Regions from separate parts of the Homo sapiens genome. Here all the other regions are linked to region 2. The links are chromatin loops, found by intact Hi-C in ENCODE. Cell type or tissue: PC-9. All regions are shown on one strand. Links, peaks and the distances in the headings refer to the core of each region. The heading gives the core; the rest is flanking DNA.

Region 1 (2,500 bases), core at 1-2,500, 82 kb before region 2:
CCCAATCTTTTATTATGCAGACAGGTTCTCTACCTGGCCAGCAACATGTTGCCTGCTTCTTTACTGTACATGTGGTGACAAAGAAAAGGGAAGATGGAGCCTCCATGTCAGGTAGCCCTTTTCTATTGGCACAGCTGCCAGCATTCACCTGTGCAAGCTTCCAGCTTGCTTATCTATTCTGAAGCTCGATTTTTCAGGCTGCTCTTTGTTAAAAAGGAAATGATTTGGGAGTTGCTTTTTGTTAAGAGGGAAAGCTTGCTGAAGGCTCTGTTGCCCTTACTATCTGCCTAAATAATTTCTAGCTCCTGTATCAGAGGCAGGGTCAAGGGAGCATTTTAAGATCTGAATCTCAGTGCAGGAGCAGACTTAGTGATGCTGGACATGGAGGCATTGGTTGGCTCCGCTGTGCTTGGTGACCAAGTGTTAGGTGAGAAGGCAGTTATCGTGTGAGTGAAGGTTGAAGGTTTGGAGGCAGGTGTTGGAAGGGAACTCTGAAGGAGCAGAGCACACGAGTGCAAACTGATAACCAGTGGAATCCAGGCTGAACAGGAAGATAGTTCATGAAGCAATGGGGGTTAGTAGACGTGGTTCAAATCCTCGACAAGAAAGCAGAAAGGCTACACATCTGTGGTCTGAAGGCTCGAGATTAGAGTTTGATTTTTGATGTTCACATAAAATGGGTAAAACCTCAAAAGCCTTGTCCCAGGAATAAGACGTGGACGACCTGAGCCATAGCCTGCCCCACATCCTGTCTCCACGAACCCTCCCAGCCATCGATTTCACCAGCTTCACCTTTGCTTGCCTCCTTCCTCAGATTTCCTGCATGCTTTTTATTTCACTCTCAAGTAATGGCTTTGACTGGGCCCCACAACGATTCCACCTTTCCATCCGAATACGACATCTTCAGATTCTCTCAGGTGAGTCCTCCTCCCCAGCACCCTCCTTCTTGGACACCACCCCAGAGTAGGTTGCTTTCACCCAGCTGGCCTTGGCTTCAGGTGGGATGTGGACAGCCCTCATGGGCATAAGCTCACCCAGAGGATGGCAGCCATCTGGGTGGAGAGGAGGATTGAAAGGCAGGTTCTCCGTGAATGTGAGGAGCTGAAAGTGTGTAATTTTTTCCCCACCTTTTACTCAAATTCCTATAGGAGGCCGGGTATGGTGGCTCACACCTGTAATACCAGCACTTTGGGAGGCTGAGACGAGCAGATCACTTGAGGTCAGGAGTTGAAGACCAATCTGGCCAACATGGTGAAACCCTGTTTCTACTAAAAAAAAAAAAAAAAAAAAAAAAAAAAAAAATTCGCTGGACATGGTGGCAGGCGCCTGTAATCCTAGCTACTCAGGAGGCTGAGGCAAGGCAGGGGAATCACTCAAACCCGGGAGGTGGAGGTTGCAGTGAGCTGAGATCGTGCCACCGCACTCCAGCCGGGGTGACAAAGCAAGACTTGGTCTCCAAAAAACTAAAAAAATTAAGAAAAATTTCTACAGGAGCCAGGGAGGTAGAAAAACAAGTGATACCACCCAGTGCCATATGCTGGAGACCAAGGCCACCTGGTGGACACATGTCCCATCTATGTGGAGCAAGAGCTGCTCAGCCCCTAAATTGCTGCCATACAGGAATGTGCCAGAGCTTTTCATCATTTAACAGAAGCTGGAAATCTAGGTTTATACATAAAATCTCCTGGTTTTCAAATGATGACAACTCATTCAAAAGAAAACATCTTTTTGAAGCACCTTGTTGACCAAATTACCTCTGATGGTTGAATTGTTCCTGAGGGCTGCCAGTTTGCCTGAGTAACGGTATGGACATGCAGAGGGAAACTAGGAGAAAGTTCCCCAAAACTGGGAAGCGGGAATGAGGCTGGGGTATGCCAGTGGGATGACTTCCTAGGAAGGGCATACTTTTTTCACCCACTTGGATTCAATAAACAGTTAACAAATTTTAAGGTTTTATTCTTCTCATGGTTTTTTGCCATGTTGTCTAGGTTCATCTCGAGTGCCTGGACACAAGCAATCCTCCTGCCTCCACCCTGCAAAGTGCTGGAATTACAGGTGTGAGCCATGGGGCACCCCTTTTTTTCTTTTCTTTTTCTTCCTTTTTTTTTTTTTTTTTGAGATGGAGTTTTGCTCTGGTTGCCCAGGCTGGAGTGCAATGGTGCAATCTCGGCTCATTGCAACCTCCACCTCGTGGGTTCAAGCAATTCTCCTGCCTCAGCCTCCCGAGTAGCTGGGATTACAGGCATGTACCACCACACCCAGCTAATTTTGTATTTTTAGTAAAGACAGGGTTTCACCATGTTGGTTAGGCTGATCTCGAACTCCTGACCTCAGGTGATCCGCCTGCCTTGGCCTCCCAACGTGCTGGGATTACAGGAGTGAGCCACCATGCCCAGCTACTCTTAACCCTTTGGGAAAGTCTGTTAAGCATGCACAGTCTTGTTTGGTGCTATTTTGGAAAATTGAGAGATAAGCAATAGAAGAAAGTAAAACTTCCCTG
Region 2 (2,500 bases), core at 1-2,500:
TAGGCACAAACTGTCCTCCCTCCTCGGTCTCCCAAAGTGCTGGGATTACAGACATGTAATCCGTTCATTAAAAACCCAGTAATCCTTGCATTGTGCTAGATATTACATTGTGCTAGATATAACATGTACAGGCATGTAATCCCAGCAACCTTTCTCTTTCCCAAGATGGAAGAGTTATTTAAAAAACATTGCAGACTGGGCCAGACACGGTGGCTCACGCTTATAATCCCAGCACTTTGGGAGGCCGAGGTGGGTGGATCACCTGAGGTCAGGAGTTTGAGACCACCCTGGCGAACATGCTGAAACCCTGTCTCTACTAAAAATACAAAAATGAGCCGGAGGCAGTGGTGTGCGCCTGTAGTCCCAGCTACTCGGGAGGCTGAGGCACGAGAATCACTTGAACCTGGGAGGCGGAGCTTGCAGTGAACCGAGATCACACCACTGTGCTCCAGCCTGGGCGACAGAGCAAGACTCTGTCTCAAAAAACAAAACAAAACAAACAAACAAAAAAAAAAACAGCAAAAACCATTGCAGACTGTAAAGAGTAAGTAAATAGGTGAGCAATACCTACTTTTGTTTACCTTTTTTAAAATGAACAATTTGTAGATATTCACAGAATGCAAATACTTGTTAATAAATGAAAAGCTTGGGAGACATGAAGTTGGCCTCATGCCTTTTTTATACACAGTGATAATGATCAAAATAATTTAAATGTCCTTTGAAAATAAATTTAATAGTCTTCCAACTCACAGAAATAATAAAAAACTTCAGAACTTGTATAAGTTTTTTTTTCAAATATTATCCTTATTTACTTAATACCTTACACTTACTCTGTGCTGAGTTATTGCAGATCCCTAATAATATAAAATGTTGTCTTCCAGTTCTTTGACTGAGGTACAGGGTTCATTTTCTATAATGAAATGGCTACTACCCTTTGTCTTAGACAATGATAGTATCATGACATGGAAATGCATAGCAGATACTGGCAGAGGAGTTGAACTCAGCAGAATTTTCAGTAAGAAGTGTTCAAATCCATCTTCATTTCTCTAACCATGCAAAATTTAACAAACGAAAAAAGACATGGGTACCTCATGAGCACCTATTTTGTTTATTCCTTACCCAGAAGTTTTTCTCCTTTTCTTGGGCTCTCATTGCCTTTTTTTTTTTTTTAAGTTGCCTCGTTTCTTATTTCCCACCACATAGAAGCTTAAGAAAATCAAAGCTAATTCTGCCCCCTCAACTCCCACCTCAGTAAAAATGAAACAAGGAACATGCAAAGGGAAGTGCTAGGTTGCCATCAGTAGAAAGAAGAACAAATAAGTGGGCATTTCGACTTCTAAGAATGGAGGCAAAAACCTCATACTTTGCATAAGGGGTCTGTGCGGCCCTTGCTCACATTAAGACGTCGGGCGCCACCTTGTGGCCGACAGGAAGGAGGTCAGCTTCCAAGAAGAGGCCAGTAGCTTTTCGGTGACAGAGGCAGGAGGCAGCTGGGACACCTGAAGCTGGGATCGTGTCATGTGACCTGACAGCTCTCACGTAGGCGGAGGCGGGCACAGCGTAATGAGAATGATCAATATTTCTGTCAATAGCATCTTTCTTTTTGAGGCTCCGTCGGATTAAAGAATGAATCAAAGTTAAATAAAAACATGGGAAAGACTAAAGAGGGACATAAAACCTTTTTTTTTTTTTTTTTTTTTAAAGAGAGATGGTCTCGCTCTGTCACCCAGGCTGGAGTGCAGTGGTGCAATCACAGCTCACTGCAGCCTCTACTTCCCAGGCTTAGGCGATCCTCTCACCCCAGCCTCTTGAGTAGCTGGGTGGACAGGCGCGGACCACCAGACACAGCTAATTTTTGTATTTTTTGTAGAGATGGGGTCTTACTCTTGCCCAGGCTGGTCTCGAATTCCTGGGCTCAAGCGATCCACCCACCTCGGCCTCCCAAAGTGCCAGGATTACAGGCGTGAGCTATCACGCCTAGCCTCAAAACTGTTTTCATAACTGCATTCTTTAAGTGCAAAAAGCTGAAAACAGAATAAGGGCAGAAAATAATCACTCAGAGTCTGCAAAAATGTCCCTCCCCTCTGTGCCAGAGGTCAAGCGTTTTACTCTCGGCCTCTCTACTCTGTGTCTTTTGCCCTGACCAGCCCGTGAATGCCCTCCTGTAGGGCCCCATCTGCAGCGGCTATGAGCGGTGTTGTCATCATTGTCCCTTGGCTTGTCATTTAGAACATCTTTCTTTCTTCGCTATCTGACCCAACAGCTCTCATGTACTTGACTCTCCTTCCTGCTCCAGAGAAACCACATAGATGGGAGCCGAATGTACCCCAGGGAAGGAGAGAGCCCCAGGGACCCTCTTTGCTGAGGTCACACAGCTTGGAGGCCTCAGGGTCAGCATTTAAACCAGTGTTTGTTAAGCTGGAGTCGGAGAATCAGTGCCCTAGCATCTGAGTTTTCTGCAAGCATTTACGATTTTTTGTGCTTTCATATTTGATGATAG
Region 3 (7,933 bases), core at 2,416-4,915, 170 kb before region 2:
AGTTGGACATATGAGTATGAGTCCAGAAGAAAAGCTGGAACTGGGCTGGAGATACACATTTGGGAGTTCAGCATGTGGATGGCACAGGGGGAAGAAGAGACGCTAGCTATGGAGACTGGAAAGGAATGGCCTCGATGAAGAAGGAAAACCAAGGAAGTCCGTGTCTTGGATGACAAGTGACATCTGGAAAAATAAAGGAGCAGTGTGGTCAGGGAGCCTGATGAAATTCTGACTATGGATGACTCACTGTTTTGTGTAAAAAGGGGGAAGAGAATTTATTCTAAAAATTTGTTCATATCTACATAAAATACTTCTGGAGGGATGCTCAAGAAACTCATGGTATTGTTTGCCTGTGTGGACAGAGAAGGAAGGCCAAAGAACAGAGGTGAAAAGTAGATATTTCAACTGAATAATCTTGTAAGCCTTTTGAATTTTAATGTGAATATATTTCCCAGTCAAAAGGTTATTTATTGATATGAAAAAAAATAAAGGTCACTGGAATCCCAAACCACAAACAAAAACAGCCCTTGCTGACTTCCTGTGGACTTCATAGTGTCTACCACTGGCCCCGCGGGGCTCTGCAGCTTCCACTTGAGTGGCTCGATACACCCTGCGTCAGCCATGCTGAACCAAGGTGTTCAAGCTCTCTGCACTCTCTGGCCCTTCCTTGAGCCTGCATGCCCTTCCCACTCCCACTCTTCCCGCAACCTTGGCAGGGCTCTCCTCCTCCCCTTCAGGACTCTGCCCCCCACCACCCTCCAGTCTGGGCTAGAGTCTAGTAGAATCTCCCTTGCTAAGAGAACAAGGTGCATGTGACACCCTTCTCTTCCTCCCTTCAGTGTGTGAGCAAATAGAAGAAATGATTTTAGCCACATTTTTAATGTTCACCTTACAACATAGTTGAGGCAATCCTGACCAGTTTCTCCATCTTCTGTGAAATTTCTTCTTCCTTGTGCAGCCATGCGCATGAATTCTATATTTATAGTCACATCTCCAGTCTGTTCTGCATGTCAAGAAAAGGTTTGGGACTGGGTGCGGCAGCTCATGCCTGTAATCCCAGCACTTTGGGAGGCCAAGGTGGGCAGATCACCAGGTCAGGAGATCAGGAGCATGTTGGCCAACATGGTGAAAACCCATCGCTACTAAAAATATAAAAATTAGCCGGGCGTGGTGGCGCACACCTGTAGTTCCAGCTATTTGGGAGGCTAAGGCAGGAGAATCACTTGAACCCAGGAGGCAGAGATTGCAGTGAGCCGAGATCGCACCGCTGCACTACAGCCTGGTGACAGAGCAAGGCTCCATCTCAAAAAAAAAAAAAAAAAAACAAAAACCCAAGGTTTGGGCAGCTGGGAAGGCCAAAATGAAAGAAGCACGAGAAAAAGTTCTGCCAATTTTGTAAAATAGCATAAGTGGTCTCCTCCCAGATGCCTTTCTGGCACCCCACCCCACCCCATGGTTGACCGCAGGCAGAGTCTGGAAAGCCCCACAGCCACCCGTGTTTCCTCCCACACAGTTCTGTCTTTTATTTCTCGGCTTGTGTCCTTGGGAGGGACTGGCCTGAACCAAATAGGCTGTCACGCTGTCCTGAGTTGGAGCCAGACAGTGCCAACCATCACATGGCCTTCTCTCTTAGGTCTCACAAAGTGTGTTTGAAGATCAGCAGCATCTGCACCTCCTAGAAGCCTCATCAGAAATGCAGATCTTGGCCGGGTGGCTCATGCCTGTAATCCTAACACTTTGGGAGGCTGTGGTGGGCGGATCACTTGAGGTCAGGAGTTCAAGACCAGCCTGACCAACATGGCAAAACCCCGTCTCTACTAAAAATACAAAAATTAGCTGGGCATCGTGGTGTGCATACCTGTAATCCCAGCTACTTGGGAGGCTGAGTCTGAGGCATGGCGTGCACCTATAATCCCAGCTCCTTGGTAGGCTGAGGCAGGAAAATTGCTTGAACCCAGGACGTGGAGTTTGCAGTGAGCTGAGATCACGCCACTGCACTCCAGCCTGGGTAACAGAGCAAGACTCTGTCTCAAAAAAAAAAAAAAAAATGCAGATATCAGGCCTGCCCTGACCTACTGGATCAGAATCCACATTTTATTCAGATCCCCAGGAGATCTGTGTGCATTTTAAATGAGATCACTGCCTTAGAGGCTCAAGAAATACTTTTGGCATTGGAGAAAATTCAGTCCAAGTGTTAATCAAACATGTCAGGACTCCTTCTCTTAGGGTCCACTGCCCTTGACCGCCATATCAGTACTCTCTTAATACCCTAGTGTTATCCTCAACAAAGCATTTACCACACTGCATCATTGTCAGTTTACTTGTCAGCCTTCCCTACTACATGGTGGGTCTTTAAGACCCTGATTGTATATTCTCCCTCTCAGCACATGTCTGTTGTATGAATGAACAAATGTATAAATGAGCGAATGAGATTTCACATGAGGTTCCAGGCAAACTTTTATTCAGTGTTTCACTCTGTGTTGACTTTGCAGCAAAGAAAAAGCCACCTTCTGCACTTGCCCTTGTCCTCTGATGTCACCAGGCAATGTTTGTTTGTGATACAGAATGCCCTTGCCAGCCCACCCCCCCACTAATTGTAAACACTTTTAAAAACATTGTTATTGAAGCATACTATCCATTCATAAAAATGCACATATTGTAAGTGTATAGCTCACTGAACTTTATAAACTGAGCATGCCAGTGCAATCAGCACCCAGATCAGAGACAGAACATTACCACCACTGCACTGTTGCCTCCCTTAAGTTCCGTTTCAGTCTCTATAAATCCTGCTTCCTAGGGGTAACCACTGCCTGACTTCCAATAGCATATTACCTTGACCTGTTCGGCTATTTATCTTTCCTTTGCATAAACAGACACATACAGTATATTCTGTCATGCCTGGCTCCTTGGCTCAACATTCCTTTTGCAAGATTTCTCCATAATGTTGTGTGTACATCTAGGCTGTGCACACTCACTGCTGTACAGTGTTCCATGTGTGGATATACCATGATTTACTTATCCTTTCAACCGTGGATAGACATGTGGGTGATTTCCAGTTCTGAGTTATTATTATGAATGGTGCTGCTATGGATATTCTGGTACGTGTCTTTCGGTGAACACATTGTAGCCAGGTTTTGACATGCTGCTTTGAAGTTTAGACAGTTGCACCCTGCCAGGAGATTTCCTTTAAGACCCCTGCACCAGGCCAGAAACATTCACTGCATTGCAGCAACCTGATTCTGTAGTTGTTGACACAAATCCAACACCCTTCTCCCTACCCCAGCTTGGGTAGGGGTTAAAAGTAGATGAAGTAGGGAGGGAAGCTGTTTTCAAGTTACAAGAAAAAGTTCTTTACAACTGCTGGCCTTGTTCATACTTTATTTTCCTCTCACTCACTTCCGTTTCTTTTCCAGGTAAGCCTGATTGCAAGCTTCATTGTACCTGTTTCTTTCTGACTCAGATTCCAGCTCAGCTTACATTTTTCCCACTAAGTAGGCAGTGATATTTCATCACAGCAGGTACTTACACCTTTTGTTCTGATGACTTAAAGCACAAGTAGGTTTTGATAAGTGCTTGCAGGGTTTCATTTTCAAAAGTCCTATTTCTGTGTCATATTTGTTGGCTTTGAGCCCAGTTTCTCTTGCTCTGCCAACAGAGCAGGTTATGCCTATTTGCTCATGGAAATAACATTTTCATGAGCAAAGGCTAACCCCAAATGCTTTCCTCCTAAACGTTCTTCTCATCTACAAATCCATGTTTGAGGAACTATTATTTTGTCATTTCTTACAAAAGGTTTTTATTTGAAATTCAGAGTTGAGTAAACCCATGGAAGAGACTCACATGGTTGACTCACTCTCTGCCCTCTCCTGCACATGTGTCTCAGGATTTCTTAAACCCAGCCGAGCACTTCCGCAAACCTCCCAGACCTGACCTCCTCCTCCCTTCCAAGCTGCTCCCCTTGGCTTCCAAAGCAGCCCCCTTCTCCTTTCTTCCTCACACACACACTGCACCCCACTCAGCTCTATCCAACCAATGCACGGTCCTGGAAGGCCCTCCATACCCACTTCTCTCACCTCTGCTCAACTGCCCCCTTTCGCCATAGATATATTCCCAGTGTATTTTTCTCTCTTTTGGTTATTAATTCTTCTGAACATGAACTTCACATACCTATGTATGTATGTATGTATGTGTATGTATATACACATACATATATACATGCAGTTAATCCTCATTATTCATGGATTTGGTGTTTACAAGTTTGCCTACTTGCCAAAATTTATTTGTTATTCCAAAATCAATATTTACAGAGCTTTTGTGGTCACTCTTGGACACACTCAGAGCTGTGAGAAATTTGAGTCTCCGGAGGCACACAGTCTCAACTGAGGTTAAACAAAGTGACCCTCTGCCTTCCTGCTTCTGCGCTTATACTGTAAACAAGTGTCCTTTTTGCAGTCTAATGTCACCTTGTTTACACATTTTTGTGCTTTTCGTTGGTGATTTTGCAGTTTAAAATATTCCCCAAGTGGGTGCTGAAGTGCTGTCCAGGGTTAAGCGCAAGAAGGCTGCGATGTGTTTAGGGACAAAGTGTGTGTGTTAGATAAGCTGCATCAAGCATGAGTTACAGTGCTGTTGGCTGTGATTTCAATGTTAATGAATCAACTATATATTACAAAAGTGTCTTGAAACAGAAAAACATATACAATGAGATTTTGTATTGATTGATGAAAATGTGAACAGAGGCTCTCAGGAACCTACTATATTTCCCCTGGGAGCAAAGGTTCAGGATTCACTAATGCAATGTTTATGAACTTTCTAAGATATAATTACTGCAAATCATGAGAATCGACTGTATATATTTCTTGTCCTTCTGGTTAATTTGTATTTGTTTCTTTATACCTTTCTCACTCTGTTCCCAAAGAAGTGGAGAGGGGCAGTTTCTTCCAGGTATACCTTACAATTCTGTCGTCTCTATTGCAGCCCCCAGCTCAGTACAAACAACATAGTAGGTCCTCAAAAGATTCAAAAGGAATAAAAGACAGGAGTGGAGAAAGGAAGGAACAAAAGAAGGAACGATGGCAGAACGAAAAGACGCACCATGGAAGCTGAGGGTGCTGCTTATCTAAGCGGGCGTGGCTTCCCAGAACTTCTCATCTCTCACTCCTTAAATGCTTCCTCTTTATTTCATTGAATCATTGAACTAGAATAATATAATATCAGAAATCAAGTTATATTTTATGATAGATTTGGCTTTTTCTGCTGCTCTTTGCAAAATCTAACAAAACAAACCTTCCAGTTTCTTTGATTTTTTTTTCAAACTTTTCTTCTCCCTCTCCTCATCCTCTACTCCTTGATCTTCACTTGGAGAAGGACAATTCTAGAATTCCTGAACTCTAGGCCAAAAGGAAGTGGGCAATCATGGCAAGCATAAACACATCCATGGCAAGTTATCAGACACCTTTTGTGGGTACTAAACAGCAGGGATGCCCACTTGTCCCTTGGAAGTTTGCAAACATACTGGGAAAATGGGGACTATAAAATTAAACCACCAAAGATCAGTGTGGGAGACTGAATAATTAAAGGGTATCCAGGTGGACCAGTCACAAACGCTGTAGGAGCTCAATGGAGACATCAGTGGGCATCTTCCTGGAAGCAGTGAGGCTTGCATGGAAATAAAAAACAGGGGGTTCTAATTTTTGTTATTGTTCACCAATATCAGCAAAAAAGGTGGGCACACCCTCAATAAATGTTTGCAAATTCTTTACATGTGCTAATTAATCATATCTTAAGATGCAAAATACATTGAGGGCAAGGTTTACTCTTAACAATGGTCAATGTAAATCCTTACTTTAAATAAGCATCTTATAATTATGATTTGCATGGGGGGCACATTTTGTCAGATCTTATTTGTCATCATTATTTTGTTTTGTTTGTTAATACACTCATCTTATCTTGGAGTAGGAGAATTATTAGGTCTGTTAATCTTTCTTGTTGCTCACTGTTATTTTGCTATGGCAGCTCAAGCTGAGACAGAAATTGGTACCAGGATGGGTGCTGCTATAACAAATGTATAAAAATAGCAAAGACGTGGAATCAACCTAGGTGCCCATCAATGATGGATTGGAAAAGAAAATGTGGTACATATACACAATGGAATACTATACAGCCATAAAGAAGCTGTCCTTTGCAGCAACGTGGATGCAGCTAGAGGCCATTATCTTGAGTGAATTAACACAGAAACAAAATTAAATACTGCATGTTTTCACTTATAAGTGGGAGGGAGATAAACACAGGGTACACACAGGCATAAAGATAGAAACAATAGACACAGGGGACTCCAAAAGGGGAAAGGGAAGGAGGGAGGAAAGAGAGTTGAAAAACTACCTATTGGGTACTATGTTCATGTTCACCATTTGGGTGACAGTTCAGCAGAAGCCCAAACCTCAGCATTAGGCAATATATTCATGTAACAAACCTGTACATGTACCTCCTGAATCTCAAATTAAAATAATACTACTACTAATAAAGACCAAAGTATTTCAGAGGGAGGAAGAATTTGCATGGTGAAATTTGCGTAGTGAAATTGGCATCCATATGGTGCATAAGGGATATCTTTGGATCTTCTGAATTACATTATATACATTTTTTAAATTAAAATAAATTCTAAAAATGTGGAAGCAGTAATGATGCAGGGTGATGGGTGAAGGCTAAAAGAGTTTTGAGATACATGCTACAAAAAGCCAAGGTTGCTGTGAAAAAATTGCTAAAGATGATTCTGGTGAGGACTCAAAAAGAGCTTCTGTCTTCCTTCTTTGAGGATGCGTAAACAATCGTGAACAGAATGCTAGCAGAAATATAGGTGGCAAAGGCTATTCTGTGAGGCCTCAGATGGAAATGAGGAACATGTTATTGGACAATGGAGAAAATCCTTTTTATAAAGTGGCAAATAACTTACTGAATTGTTTATGTTCTAGTGTTTTGTGGACGGTAGAACTTTCAAACAATGAAATTGGATAGTTGGCTGAGGCCATTTCTAAGCAGAGTGCTGAAAGAGCAGCTTGGTTCCTCTTGACCACTGATAGTAAAATTTAAGAAGAGAGAAATGAATTGAAGAAGAAATTGTTAATCAAAAAATAACCAGCACTTAAAGATTTGGAAAATTCTTAGCCTGTCCTTACTGCAAAAAAAATGAGAAACCATGTTCAGAAGAGTTAGGCCAAGCATGGTGGCTCCTGCCTATAATCCCAGCACTTTGGGATGCCAAAGCAGGCAGATTACTTGAGCTCAGGAGTTCAAGACCAGCCTGGGCAACATGGTGAGACCCCATCTCTATTTTAAAAAATAAAAAAAGAAAAGAAAAGAAGAGATTATTAAGAGTGTGGCTGGTCACCCATTTGATAAGGAGAGTAGTGTGAGTATCAACCATGGACCTAATCAGCCATCTCAACAGAAGCCAGAAATAGAGTTGGGATTATTCCAGGAGAAATAATGCTTTAGTCCCCTGCCAGTTGGGACTAAAAGGAAAAGAGAAAACAAGATGGAATGAAGTAAGGCTGTGAATATGCAATCCCCTTCAGGAAAAGAGAGGAAGGATCCCAAAGGCAATTCAGACATCATCAGGGCTGCTACTCCCACCACAGGCCCAGAGTGGAAAGGCCCCTGGGAACAAGGCTACCTCCATCTTGGTTTCAAAGAGTGGGACTGCTACTCAGCACTCATGTGGGTGTGGCCCTCACAGACAGCCATGTGGGCAGTGCTACACTGAGCTGAAGAAGCAGGGACACCCCACTGAAAGATGGGGGTGATACCTTCCAGTGGTTCTGGAAGGGAGGACCACCACCCCAGTGGGCCTACAGGGCAGAGCATTCTTTGAGCCAAAGAGGATTGTATTTCAGTTTTAAAGCCTAATGAAGTTTGACTTCTAGATTTTGGATTT

The links. Peaks named below come from ENCODE experiments on the same cell type or tissue, not always from the same donor. Only the 100,000 strongest peaks of a DNase experiment are listed, where the experiment ranks them.
Region 1: a loop joins it to region 2, with 11 times the contacts of the local background. A loop is called at or near these places in 15 of 110 quality-filtered maps.
Region 3: a loop joins it to region 2, with 4 times the contacts of the local background. A loop is called at or near these places in 6 of 110 quality-filtered maps.

Annotation. Positions count from the first base shown.
Region 1 is chr12:96,131,463-96,133,962 of GRCh38, forward strand. No RefSeq gene overlaps it. Among named protein-coding and RNA genes, the nearest start is that of LINC02452, 40 kb to the right of the region's middle. In PC-9, for the core only: CTCF peaks have their summits at 1,541 (motif pointing left) and 1,740; no DNase peak of the experiment used is centred there.
Region 2 is chr12:96,213,951-96,216,450 of GRCh38, forward strand. The region is part of intron 1 of ELK3 (ETS transcription factor ELK3); the gene reads left to right. Among named protein-coding and RNA genes, the nearest start is that of ELK3, 21 kb to the left of the region's middle. In PC-9, for the core only: CTCF peaks have their summits at 1,384 (motif pointing left) and 1,588; a DNase peak (open chromatin) is centred at 1,441; H3K27ac peaks cover 1,326 bases.
Region 3 is chr12:96,044,205-96,052,137 of GRCh38, forward strand. No RefSeq gene overlaps it. Among named protein-coding and RNA genes, the nearest start is that of TRD-GTC2-8, 12 kb to the left of the region's middle. RefSeq lists an enhancer at 2,884-4,083. In PC-9, for the core only: no CTCF peak of the experiment used is centred there; DNase peaks (open chromatin) are centred at 3,557 and 4,347; H3K4me3 peaks cover 1,912 bases; H3K27ac peaks cover 2,500 bases.